Regions from separate parts of the Homo sapiens genome. Here region 2 is linked to region 1. A link is a loop called in an ENCODE intact Hi-C map of the cell type or tissue named here. Cell type or tissue: dorsolateral prefrontal cortex. All regions are shown on one strand. Links, peaks and the distances in the headings refer to the core of each region. The heading gives the core; the rest is flanking DNA.

Region 1 (5,380 bases), core at 57-5,056:
ATCACAGCCTGATTTGTATTATAGTTAGATTAGATGTAGTCAAAAGGCTTTTGAAAAAAGGTATTTGGGAACTAGCTAAAGCAGAGATATATTTTTCATTTGTCTTGTTTGTTTGTTTTGTTCCGTTTTGTTTTCAAGACACAGTCTTGCTCTGACATCGTTGCTTGAGTGCAGTGGCATGATCTTGGCTCACTACAACCTCCTGGGTTCAAGTGATTCTTATGCTTCAGCCACCCCAGTAGCTGGGACTACAGGCACATACCATCCCACCTGGCTAATTTTTATATTTTTAGTAGAGACGGGTTTTCACCATGTTGGCTAGGCTGGTCTCGAACTCCTGGCCTCAAATGATCCTCCCATCTTGGCTTCCCAAAGTGCTGGGATTACAGGCATTAGCCATTGTGCAGGGCCCATTTTTCTTTTTTTTTAAGCCTCCAGATCCCTTTATGAACACAAAAATCACAAACATTTTATTTTCTAACTGAAGCCAGAACAGGGAATACATGTGTTGAGTATTTGTGTGGTAAAGTCATTCATTTGTTACACTTAGGGTTTCATTTTGCCATTTCTCTAACCAGGGATGGGCCTGGATTCTACTAAGGTGCTAATGAATTTACAAAGCAATGGTTGTTCTCATTTTGAGTAAGTGGAATAAGGAAGATGGAATATGGAATCTTATGACTGAAGGTTAGTCCTAATGGAGTAATTTTGTTGTGTATTAAGATTCGCAAACAGGATATTTAGGTGAATACAGCAATGTACTTAATTCCATGTGACATCTGCTTTCAGCATCTCAGGTTTGGCTCTACCACAGACCATGGAGATGCTTTGTTGAAAAACACTGTCCTCTATTTTTTCCTAGCAACTCATTACGTATATATCATCTATACATTGATCTTAATATTCTTTGAAATTAGCTGGATGCAGTGGCTCACACCTGTAATCCCAACACTTTGGGAGGTCAAGACAGGAGGATTGCTGGAGCCCAGGAGTTTCAGACCAGCCTGGACAACATAGTGAGATGTTGTCTCTACCAAAAAATTAAAAAATTGTCTATTTAGTATATATTTAGTATATAAGCCATTTTAAAAGAAGCTTTAGGCCGGGCACGGTGGCTCGCGCCTGTAATCCCAGCACTTTGGGAGGCTGACGTGGGCAGATCATGAGGTCAGGAGTTCGAGACCAGACTGGCTGATATGGTGAAACCCTGTCTCTACTAAAAATACAAAAATTAGCCAGACGTGATGACATGTGCCTGTAATTCCAGCTACTCCAAAGGCTGAGGCAGGAGAATCGCTTGAACTTGGGAGGTGGAGGTTGCAGTGAGCTGAGATAGCGCCACTGCACTCCAGCCTGGGTGACAGAGCAAGACTCCATCTCAAAAAAAAAAAAAAGAGGTAAATGTTAGGATAACTAAAATTTACTACTCTATAGCATATATTGCCTTAAAGTGATGTTTTAAATGTCAACTTATGTTGTGCAATTTGGATTATATCTGTCTTTAGTGCACCACCCAGATAACTGCTTTTCTCTGCACATGTGCAGAAATGAAGTTCTTGTCATAGTAGACATAATAAACATTTGCTGAATGACCAGCACGCGTGAAATTAAGTAGAAATAAATACCTACCTTTACATTAAACTATAAAGGAGATAATTTATTATATTATGATAAGAAAGATTAAGTGAATATTAATTTTTAAGATAGCACATCCTGGTTTATTGACATTCACTGGCAAAATGAATTATTCAACATATGAATTTTTACTAAACACTGAATGTAGAATATATAACAATTTGGCACATAATTGGCATATTATAATGGCATATTACTGACATGACCTTATAAGGCAATGCTTTTATTTTTGGCCAAATTAGGATCCTGAAATTTGTTTCAATGTTTGCCTCTGTTTTGTACTTCTAGGCCGTTCAGTCGATTCTGGGAGTGAAGCACTGTTGCCACCTACTGTGAAGAGTGCGGTAATGATGATGACAAAGGAAAATGAACAGAGAGTAATAATAGAGTTTTAAATAAATTATGAAGTAAAAATTAAGCGGATCCATCCATACAAGTTACAGTACTCTTGAACTGAATTGCCAGTAAAAATAGTTACTGAATAGAATGAACCAGGTCTGCTAGGAGTCCTGTGAAGCCAGGCCTTTGGAGCTGTGGGAATTTTTTTTTTTTAATAGATGGGGTCTTACTATGTAGCCCAGGCTAGGCTCAAACTCTTGGGCTCAGTGATCCTCCCCTGTAGCTGAGACTACAAGAATGCACCACCATGCCTGGCTAAGGATCTATGGGCTTTTAAGATAGCCTTCCTTGAAGTTTTTGGTTTAGGGATTTTTTTATTTTTATTTTTTTTTGAGACAGGGTCTCGCTGTATGGCCCATGCTGGAGTGCAGCTGCGTGATCACAGTTCACTGCAGACTTGACCTCCTGCAGGTGATCTTCCCACCTCAGCCTCCAGAATAGCTAGGACCACAGGTATAGGTCACCATGCCTAGCTGAAGGTTTTTGGGTTTTTTTAAATACACACGTGTACACACAATTTCCTGAATTTGTACATTTTTTTCCCTTCAACTCTTTTCACCTAACCAATCAATTTTATTATCATTTCTGCTTATGTTTTACTTTCCCATATTACCTTTTTCATAAGCTGATTTCCAAAATGACTTTTTTCTAGATGGTCTATACATAGCTTCTCTCTCTCTTTTTTTCTTTCTAAAGATTCAAACTCCAATTTGTAACAATTTAGTTTGAGATAATAGTTCTCAATTACAATCAGAAGTATTCCCAACATCAAATTTGTTGGACTAACTACCTCAACTGGGCACTAAAATATAATTTCCAGTGGGTACAAAGCAAAATACCATTACTCTACACTTGGCCTCCACATGGAATTCCCCTTATTCCTATGTATTCTCTTCCATTAACTACTTTTATAAATCATTTTCTCCTTGCCTGAATATGAGTCACTGAGGGCAGTGATTACGTTATTTTCATGCCTCCCCTCTAATCAACCCTTGCCCCTACTGCTAGTATTTTGGACATGGTAGGTGCCCAATATTTACTAAATAAAGTGTGAAAAGCGTAATGCCTCTGAAAAAAATGATTTTATTCATCATGCAGGAGTGAGAGAGATAAAGTAACACAATGTAGGAAATAAAAAAGTAATAAATGTTATTAGATAACTGATCAGGTGCTCTTTGTTCCTTTCAGCCAACTTCTAGACAATGGTAGCAGGAATTGGAAGGCAAGAGGAATGGATAAGAGAAGTAAAGGACAGGTAATCACTCAAACATTGGGTTATTCAGTGTGTTTTAGTCATGTTAGGCTGCTATAACAAAGTACCACAGACTGGGTGTCTTATAAATAACAGCAATTTATTTCTCACAGTTCTGGAGGCTGGAAGTTGTAGATTGCTGTGTCAGCCTGGTCAGATTCTAGAGAGGACACTCTTTTGGTTGCAAACTGCTGACTTCTCATTGTGTCCTAACATGAAGTAAAGAGAGCAAGAGAGGTTTCTGGCCTCTTCTTATAAGGGCACTAATTCTATTCATGAGGATTCCACTCTCATGACCTAATTACCTCCCCCAAATCCCACTTTCAAATACTATCTTACTGGGAATTGGATTTCAACATGTGAGTGTTGGGGAGACACAAATCAGTGTTTAAGTATTCTAAGTAATGGGCTAATTGGTCTTGAAAGGGAGGACACAGAATTAAAAGCCACAGAGATCCTGATACTGTGCTCTTGGGAAGTTCCAACAATCACACAAGATAGGTTAGAAGAATATTAAGTGCTAACCAGTGCAATGTTGACCCATGTTCAATAAAAGTTTCAGAAACGTGAAAAACATGTAGATTGGGATCAACTGAGGAATATTTCTGGAGAAGATGGGCTGTTGAATGGATTCTTAAATTTCCAGATGTGAAAAATGAAAAGAGATAAAAGATGAAGATAGGTGAAAGAAGTAAGCATGCATTTTTGGAAAGTGAAATATCATAAAGCAAATAACAGAGATGGAAGACACTCCTATTTCTCCTTGAACTGATTTTCAAGTATGGTGTAGAGCACTCTATTACACTAGCTACTAGGCAGCCACATGTGGGTATTTGCATTTAAAATGAAATAAAATTAAAAATTAAGTTCCTCAGTTGCAATAGTTACATTTCAAGTGATCAACAGTCACATATGCCTGTTGGTATTTGTATTGAGCAATGCAAATATAAAACATATCCGGCCGGGCACGGTGGCTCATGCCTGTAATCCCAGCACTTTGGGAGGCCAAGGTGGGTGGATCCCAAGGCCAAGAGATCGAGACCATCCTGGCCAACCTGGTGAAAGCCCATCTCTACTAAAAATATAAAAAGTTAGCTGGGCATGGTGGTGCGTGCCTGTAGTGCCAGCTACTCGGGAGGCTGAGGCAGGAGAAGTGCTTGAATCCGGGAGGAAGAGGTTGCAGTGAGCTGAGATCGCACCACTGCCCTTCAGCCTGGCAACAGAGCAAGACTCCTTCTCAAAAAAAAAAAAAAAAAAACAAAAAAAAAACAAAGAACAAAAAACACATCCATCATCGCAAAAAAGTTCTATTGTACTATAGTGAGTGCTATTGAGTATTTACTATACAAAAAGCTCTCATAATCCCATTTAATTTTCACGGCAACCTTATAAAGTATATAGTAGTCAGGTGTGGTGGCTCATGCCTGTAATCCCAGCACTTTGGGAGGTTAAGGCGGGCAGATTGCTTGAGCCCAGGAATGCAAGACCAGCTGGACAACATAGTGAGACCCCATCTCTACAAAAAATACAAAAATTAGCCAGGCATGGTGGCATGTGCCTGTAGTCCCAGCTACTTGGAGGTCTGAGGTGGGGGGATCACTTAAGCCCCGGAGGTCAAAGCTGCAGTGAGCTGAGATCACACCACTGGGTGTGACAGAATGGGTGACAGAATAAGACTGTCTCAAAAGATAAATAAATAAATAAAGTATTTTTAAATTTAATATATTTTATTTATATTAAATGTTTTATATTTTGAGACTCTGTCTCCAAACACAAAATAAATAAATAAATAAATAATAACGTATATAGTTAAAGGGCCAGGCGCGGTGGCTCACGCCTGTAATCCCAGTACTTTAGAAGGCTGAGGCAGGTGGATCACCTGAGGTCAGGAGTTCAAGACCAGCCTGGCCAACATGGTGAAACCCTGTCTCTACTAAAAATACAAAAAGTTAGCTGGGCGTGGTGGCGGGCGCCTGTAATCCCAGCTACTCAGGAGGCTAAGGCAGGAGAATTGCTTGAACCCGGGAGGCAGAGGTTGCAGTGAGCTGAGATCACGCCATTGCACTCCAGCCTAGGTGACAAGAGCGAAACTCT
Region 2 (5,380 bases), core at 212-5,211, 450 kb before region 1:
TCGCAGACTATCTCTACAGCACATAAACACAGCCAGCCAGTGGGCTTGGGCTACCAAGCACTGCAGACGGCAGCAGTTGGTGGCCCGCAGCCTTCTCATCACGAGCAAATCCTGAGTCTGGCACACGGAGTTTGTGCTGTGTTTCTGTTCACCCTGACTGCCACAGACGTTCCTTCTACCAGCAGCTTATAGCTCTACTGCTACATTAAGCCATGCTGAGGGAAGATGGGCTAAGAATATTTTGACTTTCTGAGTTTTAGTAAAAGGCCCAATAATGATTTTCCAGAGCCTTCAGCCCCTAGTGGTGTTAGGGAAGTGTCCCCCTATTTCCAACAGGACTTCTCAAAAGTGTGGAGAACCCTGCCACATCCCTCCTCCCCTCTGCAATAAACATTCCTCCTACCTCCACCAGTGTTATCAGTGCTACATGAAGATACGCCTGGAGGATATAGATTGAGGTGTTGCCAAGGTCAGCTAAAATCTTCTAACAGCCTTCTTGTAATTTCTCAAATGGACAAATCCTTCTGATACATGTCTCTTTGCGTCATAGGCTTTTTCAAGACCACAGCCCTGGATTATGTCCAAGAGGGCCTCCCATTTAAAGGAAGGGCCACTTACTGATCCACACAAAGAAACAGAGAGTGCCCATCCTTAAAAGCACCATCCTTTAGTCCATACTAGAGAAATGCTGGTCTAAGAGGTCCTAAGCCCTGTGCTATGACTTACACAAGCAGGCTCTCCTTAACTTCAGCTGTATCATGCACCTTCACCACAGCCCACAGCTCACTTCTACCCATTAAAGAATTCCACAAGAGGCCTGGATTTTCAAGTACTTCACCTTGCCTGCCTAGGTGAACAGTCAATGGGGCAGCAATGTCTTTGAGCATCTCCCTTGCCCCAAGGGGGCTGCCAAGAGCTTTGTTTTCTGGCTGAGGCAGAGGACTGGCTAGGTGGAGAAAGGGACCATAATGTCCCTCAGCCTCCACAGAGCTAGGGACTGCTATCTCGTGAATGCCACCCAGATCTGCTGTCCACAGGAACTGGGAGGCCTCTGCAGAGAGTTGGGACTCAGACACATCTCAAGGAGGGCAATTGCTTGAGAAATAAGGGCAAGGAGGGCCTTAACATATACCTTATATGCTTTCACAAACCGGACAAAGACAGGAAAGAAGACAGAGGGTGGTGTTGTCTTGGGGTTTTCTCCAAAATACTTCACAACATCATCAAAGGCATCCTGTGAAGAAGCAAATTTTTCTTGAGTTTCATTAGTTAGGCATTTGAACTGGATGCTCTAGGGGGAACGCTGATGCAAAGCAGCAGCCACAAGACAGAGGCTCCCATGGCCTTGCGTTGCTGCACCTCCCTTACCTCCCAAGATTGCCTAACGCCTCCGTGTTTCCTCCAAACGCCTCAGCAGAGGCAATCCGAGGAATGCAATAGTGGGGCACAGGAATTCATCTGCAGGACCTCCTGCCACTTCTACACACAGGCATACATGCATGCATGCACACGCACACACCCCACATACAAAACAAGGAAATCTTTCTTACAGGAGTTTCCAAAGGCCGTGGCAGAACCCCTTAAAACCAACAAGGTCAAAAGGGATCTTGGTCACTCTGACCCTAAATTCCACTTCCTTGCTTCAACACTCCCTATGACAGCCTCACACAGGGGACACTCAGTCTCTGCCTGAACTCTTCCATGATACAAGATTGCCCCAAACCAGAGGCCCTTCCACTGAATCTGCTTTCTGAGTCCCCATCCCCCAACTTTGCCTCTGCCTCTTCTGATAGCGTACTGTTCATTCTGTTTTGCAGGCCTGCCTATCTATCAGCAACCCCCAGTATAGTGTAAGATTTTCAAGGACAAGATCTACAGAAACCCACTACACAGGAAACACTGCTTTGCCGAGCACAGGCCTGACGCATGTGGGCTGAACTGAATACAGCACCCACACTGGAGTGAGTATTGAAGTGAAAGGGGAGGGGGAGGGGACAGGGTAAAGAGCCCCAGATTAGAAAAGGACAATGAGGACGGGGCCCTTCCAAGAATAACCCTGGGAATGGTCCCCCCGTAATAAATAATAGTTACAACAAGAAAGCTACCCTCCACAAACAGAGGGAAATGGAACATTTCTCCCCAAATACAGGGCCTGCACCACAGGCAGCTTTAATGGATGCAGCCTCTTCACAGGTTTCAGGGGCACCAATACTTGCCTGTGCGATCTTGGCATCATCCTGCAGCTTCTTCAGCTTCCCCTCATTGTTGAGGATGAACTCCTTCAGCAGCGTGTTATGGTCATGCATGGTGTACTCTCTCTTGGTCAAGTCCATTCCCCTCTGGAGCTCCTTGACATCCAGCAAAACATTCTCAAGGGAGACTAAAGCAGAGAAAGAACATCCCAGTGAAACTCAATGGGGAAGTCACAACCACAGCGAATCTGGCTGCTGGGCCAAGTTCTCAGGAGATTCTTAGGCTTACTCAAGGGCCCTAAACCTAGCTTCCAGCTTTTGGCACAGAGATCTTTTAATGCAAAGAAGCATTATAAGCACTACATTACATTCTTTGCATGCACTAGTTCATTTGCATCATTAGCTCATTTTGTCAATGAGCAAAAGCAGCATAAAGAGGTTCTGTGGCCTGCCCTTGGTCACACTGCTAGTAGGTGGCAGAGGAGTTCAGGTAACAAATGTGGACTCTAAATCCCACACTTGCACAAAACTATTCCATTTCTCTTACAAGAATAGCCTATGGGTGGGCCCGTAGGCTCAGAGGTCCTTATCTGCAGCAAGCCTAAGGTTTTGTGTGTTTTAGAGACAAGGTTTCACAATGTCATCCAGGCTGGAGTGCAGTGGTTCCATCATAGCTCACTGCACCTTCAAACTCCTGCCCCGACTTTCCAAAGTGTTGGGATTACAACTCTTTTTGCATTTCTCTGACTCTCCAGCAGGGGGCAGCCTTTTGTCGGTTGACCATAGGTTGTATTGATTACTAGGACCCAAAGCAGCCTTGCACAGCTAACAACCCCTCCCTATTCAGCAAGGTTTAGTGTGAACCTTTCTGTCTGCAGTGTGGCCCCTCCCGGGGCAGGCACTCCCCCACAGCCTCCTGAGCAGCTTCTTTAGGACGTTGAGTACCAGCTCTGGGCCCCCTTGCCTGACTCAACTCTGCACGTGGACAAATTATTGGTGCAAAAGTAACTGCAGTATTTGCTGAAATCTGCTGTTTGATATTGGAATACATTCTTAAATCAATGTGGTTATGTTATACATCATTTTAATGCACACTTCTCACTTTTTTTGCTAATGACGTATTAACTTGCTGTTTGTATTTATTTTAGACTACGGAAATGACGTTAGACAAAAAGCAAATTCAAGCAATTTTCTTATTTGAGTTCAAAACGGGTTGTAAAGCAGTGAAGACAACTCGCAACATCAACAATGCATTTGGCAATGCATTTGGTGGTTCAGGAAGTTTTGCAAAGGACACGAGAGCCTTGAAGATGAAGAGCTTAGTGGCCGGCCATCAGAAGTTGACAATGGCCAACTGAGAGCAATCATCGAAGCTGATCCTCTTGGAACCACACAAGAAGCTGCTGAAGAACTCAACATCAACCATTCTACAGTCTTTTAAAGCAAATTTGAAAGGTGAAAAAGCTTGGTAAGTGGGTGCCTTATAAGCTGAGAGAAAACTTTTTAAAAAATCGTTGCTTTCAAGTGTCATCTTCTCCTCTTCTACACAACGAACCATTTCTCAATCAGATTATGACATGCAACAAAAAATGGATTTTATATGAGAATCAGCAATGACCAGCTCAGTGGTTGGACCAAGAAGCAGCTCCAAAGCACTTCCCAAAGCCAAACTTGCATCAAAAAAAAAAGAAGTCATGGTCACCATTTGGTGGTCTGCTGCTGGTCTGATCCACTACAGCTTTCTGAATTCCAGCGAAACCATTACATCTGAGAAGTATGCTCAGCAAATCAATGAGATGCACCCCAAACAGCAACGCCTGTAGCTAGCATTGGTCAAGAGAAAGGGTCCAGTTCTCCACGACAACACCCAACTGCACATTGCACAACCAACGCTTGAAAAGTTGAACAAATTGGGCTATGAAGCTTTGCCTCATCCGCCATATTCACCTGACCTCTTGCCAACCGACTACCACTTTTTCAAGCATCTCGACAACTTTTTGCAGGGAAAATGCTTCCACAACCAGCAGGATGCGGAAAATGCTTTCCAAGAGTTGTTGAATCTAGAAGCACAGATTTTTTTCACTACAGGAATAAACAAACTTATTTCTCATTGGCAAAAATGTGTTGATCTTAATGGTTCCTGTTTTGATTACTAAAGATGTATTTTGTTTGTTTGTTTTTGAGACGGAGTCTCGCTCTTTTCACCCAGGCTGGAGTGAAGTGGTACAGTCTCAGCTCACTGCAACCTCTGCCTCCCGGGTTCAAGCAATTCTCCTGCCTCAGCCTCCCAAGTAGCTGGGAGTACAGGCATGTGCCACCATGCCCAGCTAATTTTTGTATTTTTAGTAGAGACAGGGTTTCGCTATGTTGGCCACGCTGGTCTCAAACTCCTGACCTCAAGTGATCCGCCCGCCTCAGCCTCCCAAAGTGCTAGGATTACATGAGCTACCGCACCCGGCCATAATAAAGATGTTTGAGCCTAGTTATAATGATTGATAATTCACGGTCCAAAATCACAGTTGCTTTTGCACCAACCTACTAAAACAGTGCAGTAGGTTTTTCCCTCAGTAGACTCACACTGTCTTATCATCCTTGATTCTCTAATACTTATGATAGTGCCAAGTACATGGAGGGCACTCAAAGGTGTTCACTGGATAAATGAAGGAGTGAGTGAACACATGAGTGAAGGAATACAGAATCTGTGTTGGGCAACCTGGGCACCAGAGAGCAAACAGAAAGAACAGTTCTGCCAGGGAGCAACCCAGTCTCCCATTTTCCCCACCGATGTTTTTCAAATGACACCATTTGGACCAAACAAAATGAATTAGTACCCATTGGTCAGGTAGAAATTATAATAGCTTTTTAACATTTTTCTTAATTAGAATTGTGAGGTGTAATTAATTTAGGCAAAGGGAAACTTAAAAGGAGGAAAATCATTTGGTCAGAACAGAAATTCTGCCTACTGTCTAAGTGAGCCCCGAACTTGCTCTAGGTCTATCCAGCCTGCGTCATATAGTTCTTCATAGTCAGAGAGTCATCTCCATCTGCCTCTCAGTCTCCACCACAGCTTCTGCAGCATTTGTCCCTGTAACAGTGCATCATCTCATTCATTCATTTGTTCACTTGTTCATTCATTTATTTCCAACATCCAATTTTCAGGGGCTGAGAGAAATAGAAAGATAAATAAA

Evidence for each region. Hi-C counts contacts between places; a loop is a spot of excess contacts. Peaks named below come from ENCODE experiments on the same cell type or tissue, not always from the same donor. Only the 100,000 strongest peaks of a DNase experiment are listed, where the experiment ranks them.
Region 2: it touches region 1 in a loop (8-fold over the local background); 99 of 110 quality-filtered maps call a loop at or near these places.

The regions. Positions count from the first base shown.
Region 1 is chr2:152,186,667-152,192,046 of GRCh38, reverse strand. It overlaps LOC105373689 (a long non-coding RNA gene), which reads right to left. Exons shown (of 3, transcript XR_923477.3): 3 at 1,360-1,377. Among named protein-coding and RNA genes, the nearest start is that of STAM2, 14 kb to the right of the region's middle. In dorsolateral prefrontal cortex, for the core only: CTCF peaks have their summits at 1,741 and 1,946 (motif pointing left); a DNase peak (open chromatin) is centred at 1,959.
Region 2 is chr2:152,633,427-152,638,806 of GRCh38, reverse strand. It overlaps FMNL2 (formin like 2), which reads right to left. Exons shown (of 26, transcript NM_052905.4): 22 at 2,217-2,380; 23 at 1,133-1,234. Among named protein-coding and RNA genes, the nearest start is that of PRPF40A, 81 kb to the left of the region's middle. In dorsolateral prefrontal cortex, for the core only: CTCF peaks have their summits at 2,741 and 2,941 (motif pointing right); a DNase peak (open chromatin) is centred at 2,946; H3K27ac peaks cover 3,629 bases.